Linked DNA regions of Homo sapiens: region 2 is linked to region 1. A link is a contact called in ENCODE Hi-C or POLR2A ChIA-PET data. All regions are on one chromosome and are shown on one strand. Each heading gives the region's core, a stretch centred on a gene start or an enhancer-like site at or near the end of the contact. The rest is flanking DNA. Distances are from core to core; before and after follow the strand shown.

Region 1 (3,426 bases), core at 291-2,790:
TTCATTACGGTGCAATTCATAGGCATCTAAAATACCAGGAAATATACTAATAGCATTTGCAGTCCATCCCAAACCAGGAAGATTTCAAAAGTGTTCCATGTGAGCTCAGCCTTTTGCTTTGTTCACAAAGCAACCTGATCACTTGCTTAAGAGAGAAAATAGACTGTTTTTTAACCTTGCCTTTAAATTGTGAAATTCCTGTGATAAAAATAAGAAATAGTATATGAAGCCTTGGGGTCAGATCACCCACTGGTTTTCAGGAGTTCTCAATAGAGTTACTAGGCTTTGAAGCAACAAGGTGAAGGGAGATTATGGTTTCATACTAGTATTTGAATTTCCTGAGATTTATTTGCTTGAGAAAGACCCTTATCATCGTTGAAATGTTTAAAGAATTGAAAGAGCTGTTTTCTTGTTTGCAAATCCACTTTTTGCAATAGAAACCTCTAGGATGGAATGGAACAGCCACTGAACTTAAAACTGCATTTTATATGTTTTTTTTCTTACCCGATAAAAATACCAATCCCAGGATTCAATTTGTATAATTCTTCTTTCATACTCCAGTAACATCCTTAAATATTGGAAAAATCTTTACTTTGTGGGGGAGGGGAAGAAAACGATAACAGATCCTCTACCACATGATAAACCATGATATTTTCCTCAGTTGTTAGTCACATTGTACTTTTGGCCATGCCCCAGAAACCACAACCCTCAATTACATTTGCTTTCAGACATGTGGAAGAAACACATGCTAAAGTAATTAGCAAAACTATGACATTTACATTTTTCCCCTGTCAGTCCCTGTGATTCTTCAGCATATGATTCTACGTGAACCAAAACAATCATACATCAAGCTGACCACATTTATCCTTATCTAGTGCTTTGAAAATGTCAAAAAGTAAAACAGAAGAAAACAGTTTTTTCATAGACTTAGCACACTCTACTCCCTGTTTGGCAACAAGAACCACATGTGACAATGGCAGGAAGGTAAAGCATCACGTCTTATCCCAAAGTCATTGCACTCTGCAGACAGCCAACTGAGTTTGATGACTAGTGGCTCTGAGCTGTCTCATTTGCCCTGCATTTGCTGTTCCTCCTTCTCTGTTGATAGATTCTAGTGCTCATTAAATGAAACGTGTAGTACAACCTGAAATTAATGACCTTTAAGTAGAAAATGAAAATAGAACATCAAATTTTCATAGTATCAGGAGATTTGTTGCAGCAATGGTAAGTGTATCTTCTAACTCCATCAGCCAATATGTAATAGAACATCTTAGAGAGCAGTAAGAGTGTTGTGCATTTGCTTATGCCCCTATTACCCAATTTACTTGTAGGACTTTAATAATTGTTCACCATTGACTTCATATCTTCATAATCCCACAAGCATTCATTAATCATCTACTGTGGGCCAAGCACATAGACACTGCATGTATAAAGATGAATAAGGCATGGCCCTTGCTCTCAGGAAGCTCACAAAATAGCGGGAATGACAGACATATATGTTAATGATATTGCATAGTGGGATAGAGTTATAACCAAGCTAACTAAAACACTCTATGAAGCACAGATAAAGAGACTTCATCTGTGAGTCACAACGGAAGCTGTGACCCTGACCACAGCCAAGAAATATGTCTTTAGTAATCATGCTACCTATCTTTTTGTTTGCCTTTCTAGATCTCCTCCCTACCTTTCTCCACCCTGTTCTTGCCCCATGAAGCTGACCTCTGAGGACTGGACAAACAGGCTCTTTTGCCCTCTTGGCAAGAGATAAGAGGATTAAAGGAAGAGACTAGGCTATTTGTTTCCCTTTACTTTCCTGCCTAGTTTCCATGGACTGGTGGCATCTTTCTACCAAAGGCTATAGCTCCTGTCAGAGCCCTTTCCACACAACTCCCCTCTCCAGATTCCCAGTCCCACTCTCCCCTTCCCCTTTTCAGCCTAGGAGAAATAACGATCCCTTGTTGGCTTCCTACACTCTGCCCACACCTAAATAAAAAAATAACCCTTTATTAAACTCTCTTCAGTTACCCAGTTTGAAAATTTTGTCTGCTTCTTGCCAGGACTCTGACTAATGCAGTAACCCTCTAGGAATTTAAGGGATTCAATAATTTCAGTGTTACTCATAGAGAATCCAGCTTGGGAGCACACAACTAGGGTCTCACCAGTCACTGAGCAAACCCATCACAAATGTCCTCAAAAGATACCCCTCCTAATAATTCCAGTTCTTACCCAGGAGAGCCACTTACTCTAGAACAGGCCCTACCTCATCAATCCTGCCATAGGCAAACTGAAATAACAACAGAGTTCAGGACATGCTACACAAAAATATGGCACCCTAGCATGTGAGGAAACAGCAGAAGTAGGATATAGAAAGAATTCCACTTGTACCTTTGCCCCCGAAGCAGGCCATAAAACCTCCCCTGAAAATAGGTCATAAACCTCTCATTCCAGAGGAGTCCTCTGTATTCCTGGAAAAAGGAATGTCACAGAGATATTAAGAAGCATTGGGACAAAGCGGCCTTCTTAAGTCCCCCCAGTTTATTACCATTAGATCATACTCTTTTGTTCTCTAATCATACCTCTCTGCGTGACTGTCCATAAAAATATAGTTTTCCCTGTTTCTTTGGGTCTTTATTTCTGAAGGCTACCATGTCACATAAAATTTGTATTAAATAAATATATATGCTTTTCTTTTGTTAATCTGTCTTTTGTTATAGGGGTCTCAGCCATAAACCTTGTGATGCATGAGGAAAAACTATTACCTTTTTTTTTTTTCTACACTAACACCCACCATTTTGCAGTGAGGTCAGGGGGTAGACAGAATTCTAAGAGACCTCCAAGCTTCCCAGCCCCTGACACACACACATTTTTCCCAGTAATTTAATCGAATGCTGATCTAGTTGCTGCTATGAAAGAATTTTGGAGATGTGACTAGGATCCCAAATAAGCTGTCCTTAAATTACAGCTATTATCTGGTGAGCCTGATCTAATCCCATGAGCATTTCAAAGCCAGAGAGTTTTCTCCAGCTGATCGAAGGAGTGCATGTCAGAGGTATATGCTCTGGCTGACTTGGAAGACAGCAGGCATCCATACTATGAACTGCCTATGGAGGCCATGTAGTAAGGAACTGAGGGTGGGCTCTGGGAGCTGAGAGAGGTCCTTGGCCAACAACCAGCAAGAAAATAGGGCCTCAGTCCTGCAACTACATGGAAATGGATATGTCCAACAATTACTGAACTTAGCAGAGGACTCCAGGACTCAAATGAGAACCACAGCCCGAGCTGACACCTTCATTCAGCCTGCTGAGACCCTGAGCAGAGAATTTGGCTATGTCATTCAAGATTCTGCCCAACAGAAACTACGAGATAATAAATTTGTGATATTTTATAGCTACTAAGCTTGCAATAAATTGTCAGGCAGCAATAGGG
Region 2 (3,854 bases), core at 103-2,602, 81 kb after region 1:
ATGTGCTCATTGAGCACTGAAATACAATGGTCTGCAATTAAGTTTGAGGGCTGAATTAAAATGTGCATTAAATATAAAATACCAACTAGATTTTAAAAAGTTACTAGAAAAAATAATGTAAGAGATATTAATAAATTTATATTTGCATGTTAAAATGATAATGTTTTGAATATAGCTAAATAAAACATTATTAAAAATTAATTTCACCAGTTTCTTCTTCCTTTTTTAATATGGCTATTAGTAAATCTTAAATTACACATGGCTCACATTATATTCCTGTTGGATGGCACTGTGATAAGATTTTTTAAACAAAGTTAATAAAGTATTTATGTCATGTATAGGCGGAGGACATTAAAAAGATATTTTGAGTATGCAGACACCTTAAACAATAAATGATAAACGAATTACGTAGAAAACATCCCAGGCCCACAAAAAATGAAGCACAATAATGTCAAACTCAATACCAAATTCATGTGCTCAATCATTTCTGTCCTCATTGGTGCCAGGACCAGCATAAGTTCTGGGGCTTCAGGCCCAACTGCCAAAAGAGGTTTGTCCTTCAGAAACCCACAGACCAGAAAGGAAAAGAGACAGGTTTAAAAAAAAGTTATACAAAATTATGTTGTGAGTAATACAATAAGTTCCAGCATACACAATCTGTTTTGATTTAATTATAGTAATTACATCATCTACATAATTTTTGGTTTATTCAATCCATACTCTACATGTTCTCTTTCTATTGCATGTCAACTTCCTTGAGAGCAGAAGTATTGCATTAATAAGTTTTATGCAACCAATTGCTTTTCTTTCAGTGCTTCCTTTTTATTTAATGATCAAATGTTTCTTCATCTCATATTTACTCTCCCCAGAGTCAGGTTAGCCCAGTGAAATCTAATGGGCTTAGGGTCAAATATTGCCAAAGTCCCTTACCAACTTGCTTACCTACTGGGAGTGTGTAACCCCTCTGCGCCTCATTTTCCACCAACAACATTGAGAAACAGGATACTCAGTGTCTCTTTGACACATACACACTCATATTCACACACACAAATTCAGATCATTGCTTGCAATTTAGCTTATTATTGTTAGTCATCTGAACATATCAAATACTTCCAAACACTCCAACTCACTGGAGTTTTGCTCCCTCAATATATCTATTTTTAAGCACTGGAAGGGGGTTCTACATGCCAGCAATTTGGTTCCCTCTAAACATCCTTGAAAATGTTTATTTGAAAAGATTACCTTGTTTTCCTTCAGGATTAAGACATGGTCACTGCAGACAGAGATGATTTGGAAAGATGGCAAGCAGTTTTTGATAGCTCCTCAGAGACTCCCCTTGTTAAATGAATATACCTGCAGAAAAAACAAAATGCATTCCAGCCCACACACGTTAGAGACATTTTTCAAACACCTAGATGAGAGAAGATAGCTATTACAAATAACATATTTGTTGGAGAGAGTGAAGAAATCACAAACTGGCTTGGATAAATACTATTAAATGCATACTTTGCCTGCCGATTGCGACAGTTTCCCTCTGGCACTCACTGACAAGCTTGGCTCCAGCTGTAAATTAGGTTGCAAAACTTCCTTGTCAGAGAACTCGCCCTGTGAGGAGGACTCAACCCTGGCTCTGAATCTGCAAGGACAGAAAAATCAATGTGACAGAGAAGCAGTTGCTTGTGTCAGGCCTCACCAAGGAGAGAAAAGGCTTTAAATTAATCATGATTTAAGGATGCTGGCAAAACAGTGCAAAGGCACATTCCTGGTGTCTCTGAGAAAAGGGAAAAAGGAGCCTGGAGCACTTTGCGGATGCTCCCCACAGATCCTGCCCTTCTGTTATAAACAGAATTCAGTGTTTACTGTGGGGATGAGAAAGCACTATGGATCTCGTGTAAACAGATAAAATGCAACAAGACTGATAAAAGTTTGGTGAAGCAGTATTGGTCAGTGTGTAGCATGGGGATAAATGAAAGTTTCATCTTCTCTCCTAGAACCTATGAATGAATTAAATCACCTGGGAGGATTTCAGGTCATATAGTAAATTTTGATGTCCCACAATAAGAAAAAGCTGGCTTGAACCTCTTATCTGGAGAGGGATCAAAAATCGCCTTCTGGAGATGCCTTTTTAAAAAATGTCTCACCTATGTTGGACAATGGGGACATCTGGATGAGGGAAATCAATTTTTTTGCCTGGCTTATGCTTTGGAGCAGTGGCTTTAAAATGTCCAAAAAGACCTACTAAGATTACTGTTAAACTGCCACCATTATATGGTACCAGTGAAGCAGTGAGCCCCCAAGGTAGAGGTAAGACCTACCTCAGATGTCAGTCACTGTTGGCCAAGGAAGATCATGTTAGGAAACATCCACCTCTGCTACCAATTTAGGCAATCGAGTCTCTGCACTAGAGAAAATGACATCCCGGACAGCTGATTTCAGACAGACTTTGTTCCTGTGTCAGGTACCACACCTTTCCAGTTTGGGTACAAGAACTCAAGTCAATGAGCCAGATTCATTTATTTTCATAAGTCGTCTCTGACTACAGGACCAGGGTTGCTCTGGGCCTTCGACTGGCCTCAACTATGTCAGTTGTTTGTCATGATGACACAACCATTATTCTCCAGTTTTTTCCCCTACAAGTGGAGAGACATCCAATGAGGACCAAACAGGATTAGACCCTATTGTTAAAAGTTTCCTTTGGCTTTATTTTATAGTATCATCTCTATCATCATAAATCAATCATGAAACACAAGATGTTCCACCAAGCACTACACAAGCGAACTACATAGATGTTGTACCTACCCACTAGGGCTTGTGATAGAAACGACAGAGCACTTAAACTATGCAAATATGACAAGTCCCTATAAACAACAGAGTACAGAAGTTAAATCAGCAGGAAATAGAAAATACAAGCATATGCAGAAAACTGAGTGGTAGGGATGAACAATACTGGTAAATATTATTACTATACACTTTTAAAAAAATAGGGAAATCTGAAATCCGAGATAAGAAAAAGAAAAAATTTATACAGCTATGCTGCACTAGAAACATGAACAGCTAACACATAGCCTCATTATAATAAAACCTTTTTGGCAACATTGGGTAACAAGCAGCTTCCAAAAACAACACCATTCCAATATTTTATTTAAAAAGAAAAAGAATGTGTAGCCATCAGTGCAATTTTCCTTGAAAATGAACAGGTTTCATTTGTACCAAGGGAAATTACCAGAAAAGCTGTAGACACTCCCTCTCAGGAGATCTTTATAAATAGTATAACTTTTCACCTGTTTTGTGTGGCTCTCTCAGAAAGCAGATAATAGGCAAGGAAATCCTTTCAAAATCCTCTTTCTGTGTCTCATTCTGGGTTATTCTCCAGTTATTCCACCTATTTGCCTTTGCCTCATCTTGCAGTCAACACTCTTGAGAAAGGACAGTTAAAAAGGAAGAAACAAATAGATGTCAGCACTCCTGAGAGAAAGCTAGAATAGCTAATAAATACACAATCCTTTATATATTCCAAGAGCTACTTAGTGCTCTACCGGAGTTTTCAAATAGAAGAAAAATCTGTTGCAATCTTCTTGTCTAGACCAAATCCATAGCCAACAAAAACCTTTCCATATGCCAAGTCCTAAGCTGAACATTTTATATGAGTGGTCTTATTCAATCTCACCACAACCCTATGAAATAGGCATTTTATTATTCCCATTTTATAGATCAGAAAGCAGAGTCTTAGAAAGATTTTCTTGCACAAACTAACAGAAGTGCGATCTGTTGGAGCTAAGATTAGTGTAATTAGTTTCCTATGGCAGCTGTAAAAAAATTATAATAAACAAGTGGCTTAAGATGACACACATTTT

The links. A loop is a pair of places that touch in the nucleus more often than their neighbours do. ChIA-PET counts read pairs that join two places held with the same protein, here RNA polymerase II (POLR2A). Pooled maps may share reads with other maps.
Region 2: a map of Caco-2 shows a loop between it and region 1 (8-fold over the local background). The contact joins the promoter of LINC02518 here to the enhancer-like site in region 1. A Hi-C loop is called at or near these places in 2 of 168 maps with a recorded cell type or tissue (Caco-2 and PC-9) and 2 of 50 pooled maps. POLR2A ChIA-PET finds 5 or more read pairs at or near these places in 5 of 52 experiments (A549, HCT116, HEK293 and 2 more).

Annotation. Positions count from the first base shown.
Region 1 is chr6:113,350,636-113,354,061 of GRCh38, forward strand. All of the region lies in intron 3 of LOC107986637 (a long non-coding RNA gene), which reads right to left. Among named protein-coding and RNA genes, the nearest start is that of LINC02518, 81 kb to the right of the region's middle. Within about 2 kb of position 1,541, at least 7 of the 41 ENCODE cell types and tissues checked have a DNase peak (open chromatin) inside an H3K27ac peak, as active enhancers do; they include HCT116 and PC-9, where a contact is called at or near this core.
Region 2 is chr6:113,432,095-113,435,948 of GRCh38, forward strand. LINC02518 (long intergenic non-protein coding RNA 2518) reads right to left here and starts at 1,353. Exons shown (of 2, transcript NR_149098.1): 1 at 1,243-1,353.